Regions from separate parts of the Homo sapiens genome. Here region 1 is linked to region 2. Evidence: read pairs that join two places in POLR2A ChIA-PET (ENCODE). Cell type or tissue: PC-9. All regions are shown on one strand. Links, peaks and the distances in the headings refer to the core of each region. The heading gives the core; the rest is flanking DNA.

Evidence for each region. Peaks named below come from ENCODE experiments on the same cell type or tissue, not always from the same donor. Only the 100,000 strongest peaks of a DNase experiment are listed, where the experiment ranks them.
Region 1: POLR2A ChIA-PET joins it to region 2 with 11 read pairs; 2 of 35 experiments call an interaction of 5 or more read pairs at or near these places.

The regions. Positions count from the first base shown.
Region 1 is chr3:23,772,000-23,782,497 of GRCh38, reverse strand. No RefSeq gene overlaps it. Among named protein-coding and RNA genes, the nearest start is that of UBE2E1, 29 kb to the left of the region's middle. In PC-9, for the core only: no CTCF peak of the experiment used is centred there; no DNase peak of the experiment used is centred there.
Region 2 is chr3:23,034,844-23,045,341 of GRCh38, reverse strand. No RefSeq gene overlaps it. Among named protein-coding and RNA genes, the nearest start is that of UBE2E2-DT, 160 kb to the left of the region's middle. RefSeq lists an enhancer at 9,191-9,691. In PC-9, for the core only: no CTCF peak of the experiment used is centred there; a DNase peak (open chromatin) is centred at 2,771.

The sequences.
Region 1 (10,498 bases), core at 4,197-6,696, 730 kb before region 2:
ACTTGAAGTAGAACTGCTAGGTCAGAGACTATGAACATTTAAAATTTTGATAGGCATTGCCAAATTGCCTTCCCAAAACAGCTTTGCTACCTTATAACATCAAGAGCATATGAGAGTTCCTGCTTACATACATCTTCACCAATACTGTATTTTATTAACCTTTTAAACTTACCAATTTGATTAGCAAAATTATCTCATTTAATTTGTACCTCCCTAATTGCCAATAAAACTAAGTGTTTCCTTTTACAGGTTGCCTGCATTTCTTTTTCCCATTAATTCCCTATTCTTACCCTTTGCTCAGTTTTTGTTGTTATTTTTGTTTTGTTTTGTCTTTTGAGAGACAGGGTCTCACTCTGTTGCCCAGGCTGGAGTGCAGTGACATGATTATAGCTCACTATACTGTCAACCTTCTGGGATCAAGGGATCCTCCCACCTCAGCCTCCCAAGTAATTAGGACTACAAGCATATGCCACCACGCCTGGCTTTTTTTGTTGTTGTTTCTAGTGGAGATGGGGTCTTGCTATGTTGCCCAGGTATCTATCAGGAAACTGATAGAAAACTCAGTTTTGCTCAGTTTTCTATCAGGATGTTTGTTTTTCATTTATTGACTTGTAGGCTCTCTTTGTATATTGTGGATAATAGTCCTTTCTTTATATAACTTATGAATGTGTTCTCCAGGTCTATTATGGGTCTTCTAACTTTGACTTTCTCTGAGGAGACTCACGATACATAATTTAAGGCTTTCTTCTTTCTTGTATTAATTTAGATGACTCTCTTCCATGCTATTGATTTTCCTCAAGTATCTGATAATGTTTGGGTGTCTGTTTCTATTTGTAGATGATGGTCTAGATGGAATGGTACACTCCTTGTTCCCCTGACAGCCAATGCATGTTCTTATGAGGTGAGCCTTTGCTCCAGAAAGAGGTGAAGGGACAGGAGGCAGCATATGCAACCAAGTGGTCTCTCCTCTCCAGTGTCTCCTAGATATGGAGCTACCAGGTCCTGCTGGCAGCAAAGGTTACCTAAGGCACTATCCAAGGAGTAGTACACCCAATACCACTCAGGGAGTTTCCTGAGGGGAACCTTCTTTTTATAACTAGGTCCTCACAGCATTTCCCAAGGGGCTTATTCCAGAGTTAGCCTCTGAAGGGGAGGGCCTAGTTTTGCTGCCCTTTCATTAATGATCTACTGGACTACCCATTGCTCACTCCTTCCTCTGGCTCTGACTCCTCTTTTCTTAGGGTTTTTCCTTGGTTCTGCTGGGAAATTTTACTTTTGTGGGGAGCACTTTCTCTGGGTTATATAAGGCTGAGTCCTTCAGTTTCATAAGATTTTGCTGCTCATCCCACCTCTGTTCCTCACTGTTCTCTCATCTCTTGGTGGCATTCCACCCAGCTCCCAGCACTGCTGTTGGTTAGTGTCATTGTTATATTTCTTCCGCCATTTCACAAAGATTAAGTAAGGAAGAGATATACACACATGTTTAGGCAGCCATCTTGAACCAAAAGCCCCTAGAAGATGTTGAAATTTTTAAATTAACCATTTTTACCTAAAGTAGAATAGGGGATATTTAAAAGTACAATTATGAGGAAGTATAACCATAGCTAAGTTTTTTAAGTAAAAAAAAAAAAAAAAAAAAATCCAGCTTCAGGAATAAGATGGAATCATTTAATAGGAATCCCTTTTAGCACATTTTCCAAACAGCTGTCCCACCTAAACCCTTATCTACATTACAGTCTTCCGGCCTCACCATGGGTTCTCAAGTCTGTGGAAGTATAGTCACTGATGCTACCTGGATTCACAAGGAATCCTTGAGGCGTGACCTTCCTGAGGAGCAGAATGGCTGACATGGGGGGCAAAGCGGCACCTCCATGAGAAGATTCCTGCCAGATTCTTATTTTCCTCGAGGCTGGGATTCTAAATCTGCTTCATTTCTATGTCCACAGAACCTGCATAGTGCCTGGCACTGAATAGGTACACAAACTACCTCTCAAATTTGGCCATTGAATTTATGCCCAAGTTGCAGATTTGTGAACAAAGTAAGTGTTGTTGTTTTAAGTCACTAAATTTGGGGGTTATGTTTATGTAGTAATAGATAACTGGAATAGACACATTCCATTAGCTTAACGGTAGAAAGCAGGTCTCTCAGAGAAAAGGACAGGGGTCGGGGAGATTACTGGGTCTGAGGAGGAATGTGGGGCTGTTCTGGGAGGCAGGAACTGGTGACTGGACAGTTTGGGTCTGGGGCAGCCAAGAGTGTGCATGAGGGTGCTGGGCATGGGGAAAGATTGTTGACAAGAGGAGGAGGTGCCCATTTCAGGCTCATAGACTGAGGAAGCAGTTATTCATTTACCTTGAGCAGAGACATGATGCCCAGTCCTTTCTATTAGAACAACCAACACTTATTAAGCCTTTTTTATGTGCCAGCCACTTGATAGGCCTCCACATACATGATCTCTCATCCTTGCAACCACTCTAACAGTAGGTATTGTTTTATCTCATTTACTCCAGTCAGGGGGACATTGAGGCTAAGGGACTTGAAGCAACCTGCTTAAGGTTATGAAAGTAGGAAGTGGGCTGGGCACGGTGGCTCATGCCTGTAATCCTAGCACTTTGGGAAGCCGAGGAGGGCAGATCACTTGAGGTCAGGAGTTCGAGACCAGCCTGGTCAACATGGTGAACCCGTCTCTACTAAAAATACAAAATTAGCTAGCCGTGGTGGCAGGCACCTGTAATCCCAGTTACTCAGGAGGATGAGGCAGGAGAATCGCTTGAACCTGGGAGGTGGAGGTTGCAGTGAGCCAAGATCGCATCACTGCACTCCAGTCTGGGCGACAGAGCAAGACTCCGTCTCAAAAAAAGAAAAAGAAAGTAGGAAGTGGCAAAACCATGATTCAAATAGGACTCTGTTTAATAAAACCACTGTTCATTACTGATCACTTTTGACAAGTTACTTACTGCTCCTAGCCTCAGTTTCCCTGTTTATAAAATGGCAATAGTAATAGTTCTCATCTTGTGGGGAGGATTAAATAAAATAAGACATGTTAGGCCTGTGCTGTCTGGTATGACACCTACTATCCATATGTAGCTGTAGGGCACTTGAAATGTGGCTGGTCCAAATCGAGACATGCTCTACAAGTAAAATACATATAAGAGTTCACAAGGCCAGGCGTGGTGGCTCACACCTGTAATCCCAGCATTTTGGGAGGTCAAGGCAAGGCGGATCGCCTGAGGTCAGGAAGGAGTTCGAGACCAGCCTGGCCAACATGGTGAAACCCCGTCTCTACTAAAAATGCAAAAATTAGCTGGGCATGGTGGTGGGCACCTGTAATCCCAGCTACTCGGGAGGTGAAGGCAGGAGAATCACTTCAACCCGGGAGACAGAGGTTGCAGTGAGGCAAGACAGTGCCACTGCACTCCAGCCTGGACGACAGAGCAAAACTCCACCTCAAAAAAAAAAAAAAAAAGTGTTCGTAGACTAGGACAAACAAAACACAAATAAAAAGAAAAAAGATGAAGAAAAAAGAGTTCATAGACTTAGTATGTAAAAAAGATTGCAGCTGGGCATAGTGGCCTGCGCCTATAGTATAGTCCCAACTACTTGGGAGGCTCAGGCGGGAGGATTGCTTGAGCCCAGGAGTTCAAGGCTGCAGTGAGCTATGATTGTGCCACTGTACGCCAGCCTGAGTGACAGAGCAAGACCTTCTGTTAAAAAAATAAAAATAAAAATAAAATTGCAAGTCTGTTTTCTGCTGCTGTAATAGAATACCACAGAATGGGTAATTTGTGTAATTTATAAACAATAGAAGTTTATTTGGCTCACAGTTCTGGAGGCTGAGAAGGCCAAGATTGAGGGATTGCATCTGGTGAAATTCTTCTTGCTGAATCATATCATGGTAGAAAGGAAAGCAAGCACATGGGAGAGAGATGGGGGCTAAACTTCATCCTTTTATCAGGAGCCCACTTCCAAAATAACTAACCCACTTCCACAATTAACTGCATTAATCCTAGGGCAGAGCCCTCGAAACCCAATCACCTCTTAAAATCCCCACCTCCTGATACCATTACATTGGCAATTAAATTTTAACATGAGTTTTGGAGGGGACATTCAAACCACAGCATAAGCTATCTTATTAACTTTTTATATTGATTACATGTTGAAATGATCATTTCTGGTTAAATAAGACATGTTATTAAAATAAATTTTACCTGTGTTTTTTTACTTTTTAAAAATGTGGCTGCTAGAAAGTTTTACTACATATGTGGTTGGCATTATATTTCTATTGCACACTGCTGAGTTAGACACTTAGAGTGTGAACACTGTGAGGTGGCCATTATTACTGAGACAGCTCAGCTTAGTATGTCCCACACCAGGACTTTCCTTTGCAATTCTACCATTTTTTTTTTTTTTTTTTTTTTGAGACAAAGTCTGGCTCCATTGCCCAGGCTGGAGTGCAGTGGCAAGATCTCAGCTCACTGCAACCTCTGCCTCCTGGGCTCAAGTGATCCTCCCATCTCAGCCTCCTGAGTAGCTGGGACCACAGGCATGCACTAACACACCTGGCTAATTTTTTTTGTATTTTTTGTAGAGATGGGGTTTCACCATATTGCCCAGGCTAGTCTTGAATTCATGAGCTCAAGCGATCCACCCGCCTCAGCCACCCAAAGTGCTGGAATTACAGGCATGAGCCACCATGCCTGGCTCTACCAATTCTTTTATTTTCTTGGGTTGGAAACTTTTTCTATATGACCTCATTTTCATTCTTATAATAATCATTCTGCAATTTTATGATTTTTTTAAAAAAACTTTTTTCCCATATTTGTTGACTTTCTTTCAGTCTGTCTGCAGTAAATCGTAAAAATATTACATGGAAAGAGCTCATGGGCTTTTCTACAAGGACAATAAAGAAAGGTAATCTGGGAAGGTAGCACCAGGCTTGACAGGAGGGGAGACCCCAAGAGCTGGAGATAGTGTGTTCAAACCAGGTTGCAAAAAAAAAAAAAAGAGCTGGGGAGGATGGTGCTGGGGGAGAGAGGAAAGGAAAGTGGTCTTACTTCTTGGGACTTGGGGCAAGGTAATGAAGACATGGCCTCTTCCCAAGAGGAGGGCCTAGGTACCCTTCAGTTAAAGTTTGTCCTAAAGATGTGTTGCCTCAGAACTTCCCAGGTGGCATCCTGGCCTCTGGGTGGAGGGCAGCTGACTGCCCTATGCTGACCTGGTTCCTTCCTGCAAATCCAGATGAGCCACCGTGAAAAATAAATGAAGCTACCTTCTGCTCACACCAGGCTCATGTTTGGCACAACAGATTTTAAGTAAGGACCTGTGGATTCAGAATGAGGGCTAACGTGAGATTTTAATTTAAAATGGAATAATGGTTCTTTCCAAATCTAAGCTAACAATGTTAAAACTCAGCAGCAATGTATTGCCACTTTAGAATGAATATAAATCTGACTTTTAAGCATCAAGTTGACATTATGTTAAGCAACATTAAAATATTTAAAAGAGTCTGCATCGGGAAACTCTGAACATCATTACTCCCTCCTGTTTCACAAAGTTTTTAAAGATTTGGGCTCTTTTTTTTCAGTGTGATCATAGGGGACATTGCTCTGGTTTATATGTTCAGGCTGCTCATTCTAATTCCCTGACACTAGCAGAACAAAGTAGACTTTTCTCAAATGAATCACTCCTTACAGAAAGAAATCACATGCTTTCCTTGGGAAATTTGCAACCTCACACTCAGTCCCAGAGGGACAAAGGATAATGATTTCATGTTGTCTGGCTACTTACTCCCTAGTGGTTCTGAAACATGGGTTTTCCTTTGAAAGGAAAGATGCCTCGTCCTTTTTAAAAGATATCACAAGGCTCTCTGTGGCACAGTTCAGCCCTGGCGTCCACCACAAAGACATTTGTGTGTCCTTCTGGGGCTTTGAGCCAGGCATACAGTCTGCCCAAACTTTCTGCCCATCTGCCACATGGAGGGCAAGGTGCTTCTGCCAGGCCACAGCAATAGGAACGCTGCTCAGGAACAAAGACAGCCCTTGCTCCTGTCCCGAGCTGTGAGTGAGCTGCCTAGGCACGAGCCTCAGGCCACCCCATGCCTGAGCCTGGGCGTTTATATACAGCAGTGTGAGGTTTGAAAAGCCAGTATAGCCACCTTAGTTTAACAGATGGAAGGATAGTGTATGGTCTGACAAGTGTGTGACATGGGGGCTGAGGGGGAATGTCTCCTTTGCTGGAGTAGCCATGAAAGTGGTGGTGAGTTTTATGGGCTCAGCAGAGGAACCTTTGTAACCGTACCTGAGAAAGCGACTTCCTTCTCCCTGACTTCTTTGAATCCCTGCCAGCCTAAAGTTCAGGATCCCCATGGAAGCCCCCAAATCAGGGACGGTTATACCTCTTAGAAGTTATGAAAATTGGCAGCCGGGCGCTGTGGCTCACACCTGTAATCCCAGCACTTTCAGAGGCTGAGGCTGGCGGATATGAGGTCAGGAAGTCGAGACCATCCTGGCTAACATGGTGAAACCTCGTCTCTACTAAAAATACAAAAAATTAGCCGGGCCTGGTGGCGGGCGCCTGTAGTCCCAGCTACTCGGGAGGCTGAGGCTGGAGAATGGCGTGAACCCGGGAGGCGGAGCTTGTAGTGAGCCGAGATCGCGTCACTGCACTCCAGCCTCCGTGACAGAGCAAGACTCCATCTCAAAAAAAAAAAAAAAAAAAAATAGTTAAGAGAATTGGCTTTGGAAAGAGTTTTCACAGTTCCAACCTTAGCTCAGCTATTTACTGCCTGTGTGGCCAAATTGCAAGTTGCTCAACATTTCTTTTAGTTGAACCTCTGACAGATTCCTACCCTAAGATGAGGATTCAGTGCAGTCAATTATTAGGGAGGTGACGGAATGGATTAGGGAAGGTGGACGGAAGGAAGCTAATAAGGGTGCATTTTAAAGCCAGCTACCACAATGGGCAGCTGAAGCTTAAACCTTCAGGAAAACTCTGGGAAACAGAGTAGAATACACAGCTTACAATCATTCCAGCCAAGTGGAGAGGGAGCTGGGATATATATACCCCCACACCTGGCAGACACATGTTAAGGGCTTCCTGAGGGGGCAGTGAAGACCCAGACACTTCTGGCCTGTCATGTTCATGGACAAAGCGCAAAGGCAGCTCTCACAGAGACGCAGGGGATGGCCATTGGGAGCCGGCCTGGGGTGCACCAAAATGGTAAAGGGATGTGGGCAGAACAATGGCAGCATCTGCTATACTCTCGAAGCTTCATGTACTGTTTTGAAAAGTAAGGTCATCATAGTTTTTATCTCATAGGAAGGATGATATATATATATATATATATAAAGGCCTGCTAAGTCCTCAGCATAAGGAGCAGCTTGTAGCAGCACTTGTTAAATACTGGTTATTATTACTGGAACCACTCAGCAGTTTTTGCCCTAGGATTTTGTTTGCAGTTTTGCCATTTCTTTTATTTTCTTGGGAGTTCCTGACTTTTTGCCTACAGCACAAACATATAGGTCCAAAGAAAGAGGCTTGTGGCTTGTTTTCATTTGTCCAGAGGACGTTGAAGATATCACTGTCACCTTTTAAGTTGAGATGCAGCAAGTCAAAGATGCAGGGTAGCAACTGGCAAGATATGTCTTCTGCCTTGGCACACTTCTACCCGCCCAGTAGTTGAGTTGTGAGAGGGTGCTGCTTAGGGCCCAGGGGGACCAGCCCCTCATTTGTACACTGGGAAATCAAAGAGTAGAAAAAGCTGTCTTTGCTTGCAAACAAGAGAGCGCACCAGTAGTTGTGTCTCAAATAACCTGCAAAGAGGTTTGGCCAGGGGAGGGATGGAGGTGACTTTACATTTGCCGTAGGGATTCGCAGTTTCTTCACAGTAGAGTTTACAAAGACTTGGCTTAAATGTCATGTGAGTGTGCACACACACGTGTGTATTATACTGTATACAGATTCTCCTTGACTTATCATGGAGTTACATTCTGACAAATCCATTGCAAATTAAAAATGTAAGCCAAAAATGCAAGTCAAAATGCGTTTAATACACCTAACTTACTGAACATCATAGCTTAGCCTACCCTGCTTTAAATGTGCTCAGAACACTTACATTAGCCTACTGTTAGGCAAAATCATCTCACACAAAGCCTATTTTATGTTATTATTTACTTATTTATTTATTTTTAGAAACAGAGTCTTGCTCTGTCACCCAGGCTGGAGTGAAGTGGTATAATCATAGTTCACTGCAGCCTCAAATTTCTGTGCTCAAGCGATCCTTCTGCTTTAGCCTCTCGAAGTAGCTAGAACTACAGACGTGTGCTACCATGCCTGGCTAATTTTTGTAGAGATAGGGTCTCCCTATGTTGCCCAGCCTGGTCTTGAACTCCTCAGCTCAAGCAATCCTACCTCTTCAGCCCGCACAAAATGCTGGGATTACAGGCATAAGCCACCATGCCTGGCCAAAACCTATTTTATAGTAGTGTTGAATATTTCATGGAATTTTTTTTTTTTAATTTTGAGATGGAGTCTTGCTCTGTCTCCTAGGCTGAAGTGTAGTGGTGTGATCTTGGCTCACTGCAACCTCCGCCTCCCGGGTTCAAGCGATTCTCCTACTTTACTTAGCCTCTCGAGTAGCTGGGATTACAGACACATGCCACCACACCCAGCTAATTTTTGTATTTTTAGTAGAGACGGGGTTTCACCATATTGGCCAAGCTGGTCTCAAACTCCTGACTTCAGGTGATCCCCCCGCCTTGGCATCCCAAAGTGTTGGGATTACAGGCATAAGCCGCCGCACCCAGCCCCCATGTAATTTATTGCATAGTGTATTGAAAGTGAAAAACAGAATGGTTGTATGGGTATTTGAAGTTTCTACTGAATGCTTATTGTTTTCACACCATCCTGAAGTCAAAAAATCCAGTAAGTGGACCGTGCCTGGTGGCTCACACCTATAATCTCAGCACTTGGGGAGGCTGAGGCAGAAGGAATACTTGAGCCCAGGAGTTTGAGACTGGTCTGGGCAACATAGTGAGATCCTGTCTCTACAAAAAATAAAAATAGGTAAGCATGGTGATATGTGTCTGCAGTCCCAGCTACACAGGATGCTGAGGTTGGAGGATTGCTTGAGCCCAGGCAGTCAAGGCTACAGTGAACCATGATCATGTCATTGTATTCCAGCCTGGGGGACAGAGTGAGACCCTGTCTCAAAAAAAAAAAAAAAAGTGGAATCATTATAAGTCAGGGACCATCTGCATATATTTTATCATATGAAAGGGAACTGGAACTCAACATGCCTTAAAATTTTGTATATAGAGTTATTTATATATAATTGTTTCTGGATGGGATTTATGAGTAATTTTTTTCTTTTAATGTGCTACAGTCTACATTTTCTATGATAAACATGCATTACTTAAGCAAAACAAAATGATGACTTTTTTTCTGGAGACAGACAAGATCTCGCTGTGTCACCCAAACTGGAATACAGTGGAACAATCATGGAACAATCATAGCTCACTGCAGCCCCAAACACCTAGCCTCCAGCAATCCCCTCACCTCAGCCTCCTGAGTAGCTGGGATTATAGGCACGAGCCACCATGCCTAGCTCAATAATTACTATTTTTAAAAAAACAACATCACAACTAACAGATCTAGAAATGTAACCAGGCCGTAGGAGTGCCAAAGGCTTATTTTTTTTAATGAAGTATTAAAATTTTTTATTTTATCTAAAAAAAAAAAAAAAATGTAACCAGGCCTGAGAAAGCAGGTTGAGAGCAAAGAAGAAGCATTTTTTTTTTTTTTTCAGTTTAAAAAGCAATGACGGCTGGGCTTGGTGGCTCACACTTGTAATCCCAGCACTTTGGGAGGCTGAGGTGGGTGGATCACAAGGTCAGGGGTTTGAGACCAGCCTGGCCAACACAGTGAAACCCTGTCTCTACTAAAACTATGAAAATTAGCTGTCCATGGGGGTGGGTGCCTGTAATCCCAGCTACTCAGGAGGCTGAGGCAGGAGAATCGCTTGAAACCGGAAGGTGGAGATTGCAGTGAGCTGAGATCGTACCACTGCACTCCAGCCTGGGCAACAAGAGCGAAACTCCATCTCAAAAAAAAAAAGCAATGACTTGGCTGGTCGCAGCTGCTCACACCTGTAATCTCAGCACTTTGGGAGGCCGAGGCAGGTGGATCACTTGAGGCCAGGAGTTCAAGAACAGACTGGCCAACCTGGTGAAACCCCGTCTCTACTAAAAATACAAAAAATTAGCCGGGTGTGGTGGCGTGTGCCTGTAGTACCAGCTACTCCGGAGGCTGAGGCAGGAGAATCGCTTGAACCCGGGAGGCAGGGGTTGCAGTGAACCAAGATTGCGCCACTGCACTCCAGCCTGGACGACAGAGCAAGACTCCATCTCAAAAAAAAAAAGCAATGGCTTAAAATACCCACTGACCACCCTCCTCTGGGCTGCCTGCTCTTGTGTCTTCATCAGGTATGTGGTGGTGAGG
Region 2 (10,498 bases), core at 1,782-4,281:
CCCCAATCTCTTCTGGCTTGTAGGGTTTCTGCTGAGAGGTCTGCTGTTAGTCTGATGGGTGTCCCTTTGTAGGTGACCTAGCCTTTCTCTCTGGCTGCCCTTAACAGTTTTTTCTTTCATTTCAGCTTTGGAGAATCTGATAATTATGTGTCTTGAGGATGATCTTCTCATGGAGTATCTTACTGGGGTTCTTTGCATTTCCTGAATTTGAATTTTGGCCTGTCTAGCCAGGTTGGGGAAGTTCTCATGGATGACATCTTGAAATATGTTTTCCAAATTGGTTCCATTCTCCCTTCTCTTTTAGCTACCCCAATCAGTTGTAGATTTGGTCTTTTTACTTAATCCCATATTTTTCAGAGGTTTTGTTCCTTCATTTTTCTTCTTTTTTCTTTGTTCTTGTCTGCCTGTCTTATTTCAGAAAGACAGTCCTGAAGTTCTGAGATTCTTTCCTCTACTTAGTTTATTCTGCCATTAATACTTGTAATTGCATTATGAAATTCTTGTAGTGTGTTTTTCAGTTCTATCAGGTTGGTTATGTTCTTCTTTATACTGGCTATTTTATCTGTCAGCCCCTGCAATGCTTTATCATGGTTTTTGGCTTGCATTGGGTTACAATGTGCTCCTTTAGCTCACTGAAGTTTATTTTCATCCACATTCTGAATTCTACTTCTGTTATTTCAGCTATCTCAGCCTCAGCCCAGTTCCAAACCCTTGCTGGAGAGATGATGTGGTCATTTGGAGGAAAGTGGGCACTCTGGCTCTTTGAGTTTTTAGTGTTCCTGTGCTGATTCTTTCTCATCTTTGTGGGCTTATCTACCTTCAATCTTGAGGTTGTTGGATGAGGATTTTTTTTTTCCCTTTTAGAAGTATGGCCGCTTTTCCACGGGGCTGCTGTGGTTTGCTGGGGATCTGCTCTAGTTACCTCAGTTTTTCCAGTACCTGGAGGTATCACCAGTGATGGCTGTGAAACAGCAAAGATGGCAGCCTACTCCTTCCTCTGGGGGCTCTGTCCCAGCGGGGGTACAGACATGTTGCTGGCCTGAACACACCTGTAGGAGGCAGATGGAGACCCCAATTTGGAGGTCTTACCCAGTCAGGAGGAATGGGATTGGGGACTCACTTAAATAAGCAGTCTAGCCACTCTTTGGTAGAGCAAGTGTGCTGGGGCACCACTTCCACCCCTGGCTGGCTTGGGATCTTCCAAGGCCACAGACTGGAACATCTAAGTTGTGAAAACAGCAAAGATGGTGGCCCACCCCTCCCTCTTGGGACTCTGTCCCAGGGAGAAATCAAATCCCTGGCCAGAAAACATGGGCAAGGGTGGCTGGAGACCTTGGTTGGGAGGTCCCATCCAGTGAGGAGGAATGGATCAGGGGCCTGCTTAAAGAGGCAGTCTGGCTGTTTTGGTAGTGCAGCTGTGCTGTGCGGGGGGATCCCTTCTGACCCATCAGTTTAGTTCATATATATATATATATGAGTGTTTGGTTGCCCAATGCCTGAGTCTGTATATATATATTTATATATCTTCACTATTATTAGTAGGGTCCTAGGAGGAAGAAGAGAGAAATGTATTTGGTCACTTGTCATTTTTAACTTGAAGGCAGACATTGTGTTTTTTAATGCAGCTCACAGAATGGGACATACTTTTATTTCATAGACTAATTTTCTGATTATCTCTGTGAATAAATTGCCTTCTACTAATAGCTAAGAACAACCAGTTAATCTAATTGATATTGAGGGATTTTAAAAAACCTCAGTTTCTCTATAAAACATAAATAATACTATGTGCAGTATAGAGCTTGACACTTAAATTTTGTTAGTCTTATTTTGATATTAATGTAAAACTAGGACTGCAATTTATAATGGGCTTCATGCTGTGAGGTTGACAGTGTATTTTAGAAGTTGAAAAAAAAAGATGAGTTTGATGAGTGGTGAGCCTGTCATTTTTGTGGCTGAAGCAACTCTATAATGTACTTTAAAAAAATCATTAGAAACATCTTTCCTTACCAAATACAATTCTCTTATAAATATTTATAGCTCTCCATTACCCAGGCTTTTTATTACAGAGGCCCTCATTTACCCTGGTACAGAGCTCTATCTAGTTTTCTTGGTTAATAAAGGGCACACATTTTTCTTTTGAAACAAGAAAGAAACCAAATTGAAAAAAGCCCAAAATATCTACTGTTAGAGTTACTTTCACATTAAAAAATTTTCGTCTTTTTTTCTAAAACACACCATCAACCACTAAGCAGTAATTCATGTTTATTGTTTGAAAAAATTGAAAAACACACACATAACCAGGAATACAAGTAATAAACCGAAACAACCCACAGTTTTGCCACTTCCACTAGGTACATATCCCTTTAGATTTCTTTTTTGCCCCTATGTGTTAATTTTGTCATTTAATGACTTATTATGATCATCTTTCCTTATTAAGATACATAAGCCTAAATAATCAATTTTAATGTCAGCACAGTCGTCCAGTTTATAAATACAATAATATATTTAACCAACTTCCTACTGATAGACATTTAGGTTATTACAAAAGTTTCATTGTAATAAACAATGCTGTGATGAATATACATGTGTATATATACAGACATATACATATACACAGGTATGTATACACACACATACTAGTTCATTGACTATTTTTGAATGATAGATCCTTTGAAGTAGAATTTGTAGGTTGCAGGATATTGACATTTCATGTTGTCAACTTAACCTCCCGAAGGGTGGAAATATTTCTGCAACCACAAACATGTACTCCCATGAATCCCCAGTTCGCCACACCCTCTCTGGCACTGATAAATCATTCTTTTAATATTTTCCAATGACGAGTTTTCCATTTCCACCTCCAAATGTACTCCCCACCCTTCCCCACCCTGCCCTTTGGAGCATTTGTGGGCTCTGTGACCTCTGGCTTCCTTACGGGTCAGCCAATGGAGCCATTGGTGGGACAAGCACACATGGAAGCAGAGTGAGGTCAAAGCAATTATTCCTTTGCCTCCTTTCTGCCAGGTTGTTGGTGGGTGGGCTGTATCCTTCTACCAAAGGCTATAGCTTCTATCTGGTGGTCTCTACTCATTCTAGATTCCAGCAACTTCTCCCATCCTTTTCCATTCTGACCTAGGGTGGGAAATGGATCTCTGCTGGGCTGTTGCTAGCCCTGGGGTGCTTCATCACCTTTGGCTGATTTTCCCTTAGCCTTGTCCACACTTTTGTAAAATGTACTCTTATTAAACTCCTCCAGTCACCCTGCTTGAGTGTGCCATCTGTTTTTTGCCAGGACCTTGAGTAATAGTTGTGAAAAACATCTCATTTTTATGGTAACACTTTGCCTCATGTATTATAATTTCTCTGGCCCCCTTTTAAAATTTAATCTTGTTTTTGGCATTGTTGCAGTTCAGTGTTAAATAGTTTTCTGCAGTCAGATTTATTGGCCTTTTTCAGGTTATATCATCTTTGGACAGTTTTCCATGCCTTGATTATGGGTAATTTCCCTTCTGTATGCTTCTAATTACATTTTAATATTTATATTTTTAATTCATTTGAATTTTATTCTGAAAGAAAGTATGAATTAGGGATAAAATTTTCTTTTTCTATTTGACCACAGATTTTTCTCCAGTTTCCTGGCAACATTTACTGAATACCTACCATTTGTCCACTGACTCAAAGTCCCTCCCTATGACCATTAACCACTTATTTATTCTGTTGTGTTTCTTTTATTTTCTGGCTCCCTTGTCAAGCCCTTTTCATTTTTGTAACTTACTTACTTACTTACTGAGACAGGGTCTTGCTCTGTCACCCAGGCTGGAGTGCAGTAGCGGCATCTCAGCTCACTGCAGCATCAGCCTCCCAGCCTCAAGCAATCCTCCCATCTCAGCCTCCCAAGTAGCTGGCACCACAGGTGTGTGCCACCAGACCTGGCTAATTTTTTTGCATGTTTTGCAGAGATGGGGTCTCGCCATGTTGCCCAGGCTGGTCTCAAACTCCTGGGCTCAAGTGATCCACCCACCTTGGCCTCCCAAAGTGCTGGGATTACAGGCATGATCCACCACATTCAGCCTATTACTTTAAAATGTATTTAAAAACCTGGCAGAATAAGTTTCTGTTATCATTCTTCTTTTTCAGAAAATTTCTGGGTATTCAATTTTCATGTTTTTTATTCTTCTAATCAAACTGGGAATTATTTTTTTTGAGTTGTCTCTCCTCCCAAATTTTCTTACAATTTTATTTGGTATTCTATTAATATTCACATATTATTTTGCAGAGAATTAATATTTTTTCAATTTTGAGTCTTCCAATCCAGAAATATGGTCAATGTACATTTACTTAAGTCTTTTAATGTCTCAGCAAAATTTCTTTACACATATCTTGTACAATTCTTCTTTATGATTAAAAATAAATGGTCATTACTGTTGTGGAATTTTTATTCTTGTTATAACAAGATGAAGTGAGAGAAAGAATTATTCCTATTCACCTTTTGAAAAATCACTAGCAGGTTTAAACTCATAAGCCACTTTGCAAAGCATTTCAGTATTTTTTCTAACATTTATACTCCCAGTAACTGAACCGGCAATTTCATATTAATTTGTAGTTACATAGACTAATTGTTAGTTCACAAATGTATAATAGATTTCCACTTCTAAGATCATCTAGTATCTTAAAGATTTAACACTTTAAATCTTACCAAACATTTGTGGCATACCACAGGAACTGAAGAGGATAGAAATTCAAATATACAAATTATTTATATATAAAAATAAAAACTCCAAATACATACATTTTCAGCTGAGCAACTCCAATGCTAAAAAAAATGCATCAGTTTGAATAGCGCTATTTTCCAAAGCTCTTGCTAAAATGTGAACAACTTTTACTGCAATAAGATGAATACTAAATATTAGCTTGAGAGAATTTAAGCACACTTAACATGTAACTTTTTTTTTTTTGAGACAGAAACTTGCCCTGTCCCCCTTGCTGGAGTGCAGCAGTGTGATCTCGGCTTACTGCAATCTCCACCTCCCAGGTTCAAGTGATTCTCCTGCCTCAGCCTCCTGAGTAGCTAGGATTACAGGCATGTGCCACCACGCCCAGCTAATTTTTGTATTTTTAGTAGAGACAGAGTTTCCCTATGTTGGCCAGGTTGGTCTCGAACTCCTGTGATCACTCAGGTGATCCCGCAGCCTCGGCCTCTCAGTGTGTTGGGATTTCAGGCGTGAGCCACTGCGGCCGGCCAATATGTAATTTTTTAAAAGTTACCTTTAATTCAGTTTCAAAATGAGTTTAGCATTGTTTTAGAAAATTATGAATGTTAAAAGCTCTTTATAGATATACCAAACTAAATTTCTAAGTAGTGTTAAGTTTTTTTGTGGTGAATCTAAATTTGATATGCATTGTTTTGAATTTTTGAATTTAGTTAATAAACTTTTCATTGCTAATGTTTCAATTATTTGTAGGATGTAACATATGTATTGTCTGTATTTAGCAAACTGATAAACTGAGATATGGGAAGATTAAGTGGCTTATAATATTATGTTTGGTCATTGCCTTATTTTAGGTTTTCTACACCTTTGACTTTTACAATCGCAGGAGTCTTTTTGCCAGTCTGTCATCTCTCCAGATTATTGATCTTGGCCCTTTGTGCAGTGACTTCTTTAAGGATAAGTTAGAGCATATACTTCTTGCTCAAAGGACTCAAAGGAAAATGAGAACCTCTCAAGCTTCTTCCGTTTCCGGAGTGATCTTATAATGTCTACATTTGTATTCAGATTCCTTATGTATGTCTGTCCCTTTTGTAATTTGAGGCCTTAGTCAAACCTGTCTCTTCCTCTCCTGTTTACCTATTCTGCCCACATTGTTCTATCCTCCTCTTCACCTCTTGACAGCCTACCCAAACTGAAAGTGGAGGCACATACACTAACTCTTTCATTATGTTTTTGTTGATTTTTTCTCACCTGAAACAAACACTTCGGTTTTTCATGGCATTTTCTTTGTGCCTCTCGTATATATTTAACAATTTTTTGTTAAATTTTTAGTGCACAGATTTTAAGAATCCTTCTAATAGACACCTGAATGGCAGGTAGAATCTCTTGTTTATCTTTCTATGCCTCATGGTGCCTAACATAGTTCAATTTTTACAAATAGAAGTTTGTAGAACTCACTGGTGTTTTGTAATGCTAAGATTCACTGTATAATGTTGACATTAGCCACAGTATTCTTCCAGTGATGGAATGGTTTAGTTATTATAATTAGAGAGGAGCATTTTACCACTCTAAATATAGTGAAGATATTCATCATAAATATTTCTGTGGATGGTTGTAATGGGAAATCATCAATTGTTTAATTTGAGTAATTTTTACTTTTGCATTATTTCCTAAAAGCAAACTTCATGTAATCATTTTTGTAGTGGATTATTGTGGCTATCATTTCAGAGGATTGGCATTGGCTCCAGCTCTTGTTATCACTAGGGGGAATAATTTTACGAGAGACTTTCCAGTAGGTGGAAAATAATTTGGCTGGTTAATAAAATGTTTCTCTATTGTTAGAAGAAGGCAATTCTACAATATAAGATATGGCTTAGCACTTTTCACATTAAACTAGCACTAAATGAGGAAGTATTTCTAGAAGGATTTTGAACATGAATCTTATCTACTTTTAGCTGGGTGCACTTGAGTGCAAACATCTGGACAGTGAGTGCTTAACTGCTAGACATGGCCTCATTTATTTTGATTTAGTACGAGGGAACATGATAAAAAATCTGCAATGGATCAATGGTAAGGGAAAATTTCAGCTTCTTTAGGGGTTAGTGAATATAGATGAAATTTTTGCCTATTTTTCAATAAAATTTGGCTTGAACTTCTACCTGATCTCCAAATGATTCAGGCAGAAAAATGGCAAAATTTAAAACTCAGATAGCAATGGATCATTATCAATATCATATGCATTCCAAAGGCATAAAGCATTCATTTTATAAATTTATGTTTTCCTTACAAATTTAAATTGTATGTAATTGTTTTGAATTGGTTCAATGACAACAAAATGAATTAAGCCTGCTTTTTCATGTCATTGAATGAAGGAGTACCTAGCTTGTGTGCTGTCAAAATATCTCTTTTCTTTTCTTTTTTTTTCTCTTCTCTTCTCTTCAAGATGGAGTTTCGCTCTTGTTGCCCAAGCTGGAGTGCCGTGGTGCAGTCTTGGCTCACTGCAACCTCTGCTTCCTGGGTTCAAGCAATTCTCCTGCCTCAGCCTCCAGAGTAGCTGGGATTACAGGTGCGTGCCACCATGCCTGGCTAATTTTTTTGTATTTTTAGTAGAAACAGGGTTTCACCATGTTGGCCAGGCTGGCCTCAAACTCCTGACCTCAGGTGATCTGCCCACCTCAGCCTCCCAAAGTGCTGGGATTACAGGCGTGAGCCACTGCGCCCAGCCAAAAATATCACTTTTCTAGACAAGGCAGAATAATGTGGAAAATATATATGTGTTGAAAATCAGACCTGAGTTTCAAGTCTTCCTCTGCCCCTTAATAACTGGGAGACCTTGACAAAGTTCCTTCACCTAAGGCTCAGTTTCTTCTCCTGTAAAAATCAGGATAATTTCTGCTTCATATAGTTGTTCTGTGAATAAAAAAATGCTATTTATAGAAAATGCTTACTATTGCCTGGTACATAGTGGGAGTTCAAAAAATGGTGGCTATTTTAGTAGCTAAAGTACTCATATAATTATTAGAACTTTAAAAATCAATAACATGTTTAGTAGGAAACTTAATGAGCGAGGAATAGCTGAAAAAAGCAAGAAAGTAGATACATTTTATATTTTGGCCTAAATGGAGATATTAAAGAAAAGAGAAAGTTTCCTTTGAGAGAAAAAATGAAAAGCAAGGCATTTCTTAGTGGATGGAGGATTTCTGTGCAAGGAGCAGTCCTTGCATCCACCTTTTGGGTGGTGCTGGATTTACCATCTTCATGGTTCCACAGCAAGTGATTTTACCCATCAACCTTGTGTATGTGATGTCATTTACCACTTCCTAGTTTAAACAAATAGTTTTCCAGCAGGACAATATGCACATTGCTCTATTGTACTAAATTTGTTTCACATTCCAAATTGGCAGGAATTTCTCCATGTGCTTGGGTATAATAGCATTTCTTGATATGATAATTATCATCTAGTTGTCTATATTTATGTATCTACCTAACTACAAGAGAAAATTTGCAGCAGAATATCTGTCTTTTCATTTTTGCTTTTTACTCTTATCATACTATAAAACACTTTCATAATAGTTTAAATAATTTCCTGGGGGAGTTAATTTGGCTAAGTCATCGTTCTTTTTTTGGTGCTTCAGTTTCTCTTTGACTCTCATGGAATGTTTGCTTTTGCCCTTTGGGTGTTTAAAGACCACATTTTGTAGCCCCAGTGTTCTTTCTAATTATAGAAGTGACATAAGAAAAACGGAAAGTAAGTAAGAAGTGGAGAACAGAGTCATTAAGGGAGAGTCTAGATCAGAGAGATGTCAAAGAGTTTCGTTGGGTATTTAAGGAAATTAATGAATAACTCATCTGGGACTTAGAGATAGTGACTTAAGTCGTAATTAATCCATTGATATAGCACAAAATAAAAAAAATACTGTATTTAGAAAAAAATAGTATGGTAGAAATACTGGGCATAATTCTTATAAATATAGACTTCACCTTAGTATTCTTGAGAGAAGTCAGACAAGGGGAAGAGTACTCTATGAAAATTAAAAAAAAATTCCATGGAAGTGTTAAAATGTGAAGAAGAAAATTTAATGATTAATATAGTAGAGGGAAGGGATCCATTCCAAGATGGCCGAATAGGAACAGCTCCAGTCTGCAGCTCCCAGCGTGATTGATGCAGAAGATGGGTCCAACCAGTTTGGACAGTGTGTACAGCCCATGGAGCATGAGCCGAAGCAGGGTGGGGTGTCGTCTCACCCAGGAAGTGCAAGGGGTTGGGGGATTTCCCTTTCCTAGCCAAGGGAAGCCAGGACAGGCTGTACCTGGAAAAACGGGACACTCCTGCCTGAATAATGCACTTTTCCCAAGGTCTTAGCAACTGGCAGACAAGGAGATTCTCCCTTATGCCTGGCTTGGCAGGTCCCACGCCCATGGAGCCTTGCTCACTGCTATTGCAGCAGTCTGAGATCAAACTTCGAGGTGGCAGCCTGGATGGGGGAGGGGCGTCCACCATTGCTGAGGCTTGAATAGGTAAACAAAGAGGCCAGGAAGCTTGAACTGGGTGGAGCCCACCACAGCTCAGCACAGCTTACTGCCTCTATAGACTCCACCTCTGTGGGCAGGTCATATTTGAACAAAAGGCAGCAGACAGCTTCTGCAGACTTAAACGTCCCTGTCTGACAGCTTGAAGAGAGCAGTTGTTCTCCCAGAGCAGTGGTTGAGCTCTGAGAATGAGAATGGACAGACTGCCTCCTCAAGTGGGTCCCTGACCCCCGTGTAGCCTAACTGGGAGACAGCTCCCAGTAGGGGCCGACAGACAACTCATATAGGCAGGAGCCCTTCTGGGATGAAGCTTCCAGAGGAAGGATCAGGCAGCAATATTTGCCCTTCTGCAATATTGGCTGTTCTGCAGCTTCTGCTGGTGATATCCAGGCAAACAGGGTCTGGAGTGGACCTCCAGCAAACTCCAACAGACCTGCAGCTGAGGGACCTGACTGTTAGAAGGAAAACTAACAAACAGAAAGGAATAGCACCAACATCAACAAAAAGGACATCTACACCAAAACCCCATCTGTAGGTCACCAACATCAAAGACCAAAGGTAGATAAAACCACAAAGATGGAGAGAAACCAGAGCAGAAAAGCTGAAAATTCTAAAAACCAGAGTGCCTCTTCTCCTGCAAAGGATCGCAGCTCCTCACCAGCAATGGAACAAAGCTGGATGGAGAATGATTTTGACGGGTTGACAGAAGTAGGCTTCAGAAGGTGGGTAATAACAGACTTCTCCAAGCTAAAGGAGCATGTTCAAACCCATCACTAGGAAGCTAAAAACCTTGAAAAAAGGTTAGATGAATGGCTAACTAGAATAAACAGTGTAGAGAAGACCTTCAGTGACCTGATGGAGCTGAAAACCATGGCATGAGAACTTTGTGAGGCATGCACAAGCTTCAATAGCCGATTTGATCAAGTGGAAGAAAGGGTATCGTGATCGAAAATCAAATTAATGAAATGAAGCGAGAAAACAAGGTTAGAGAAAAAAGAGTAAAAAGAAATGAACAAAGCCTCCAAGAAATATGGGACTATGGGAAAAGACCAAATCTACGTTTGATTGATGTATCTGAAAATGATGGGGTGAATGGAACCAAGTTAGAAAACACTCTTCAGGATATTATCCAGGAGAACTCCCCCAACCTAGCAAGGCAGGCCAACATTCGAATTCAGGAAATACAGAGAACACCACAAAGATACTCCTCGAGAAGAGCAACCCCAAGACATATAATTGTCAGATTCACCAAGGTTGAAATG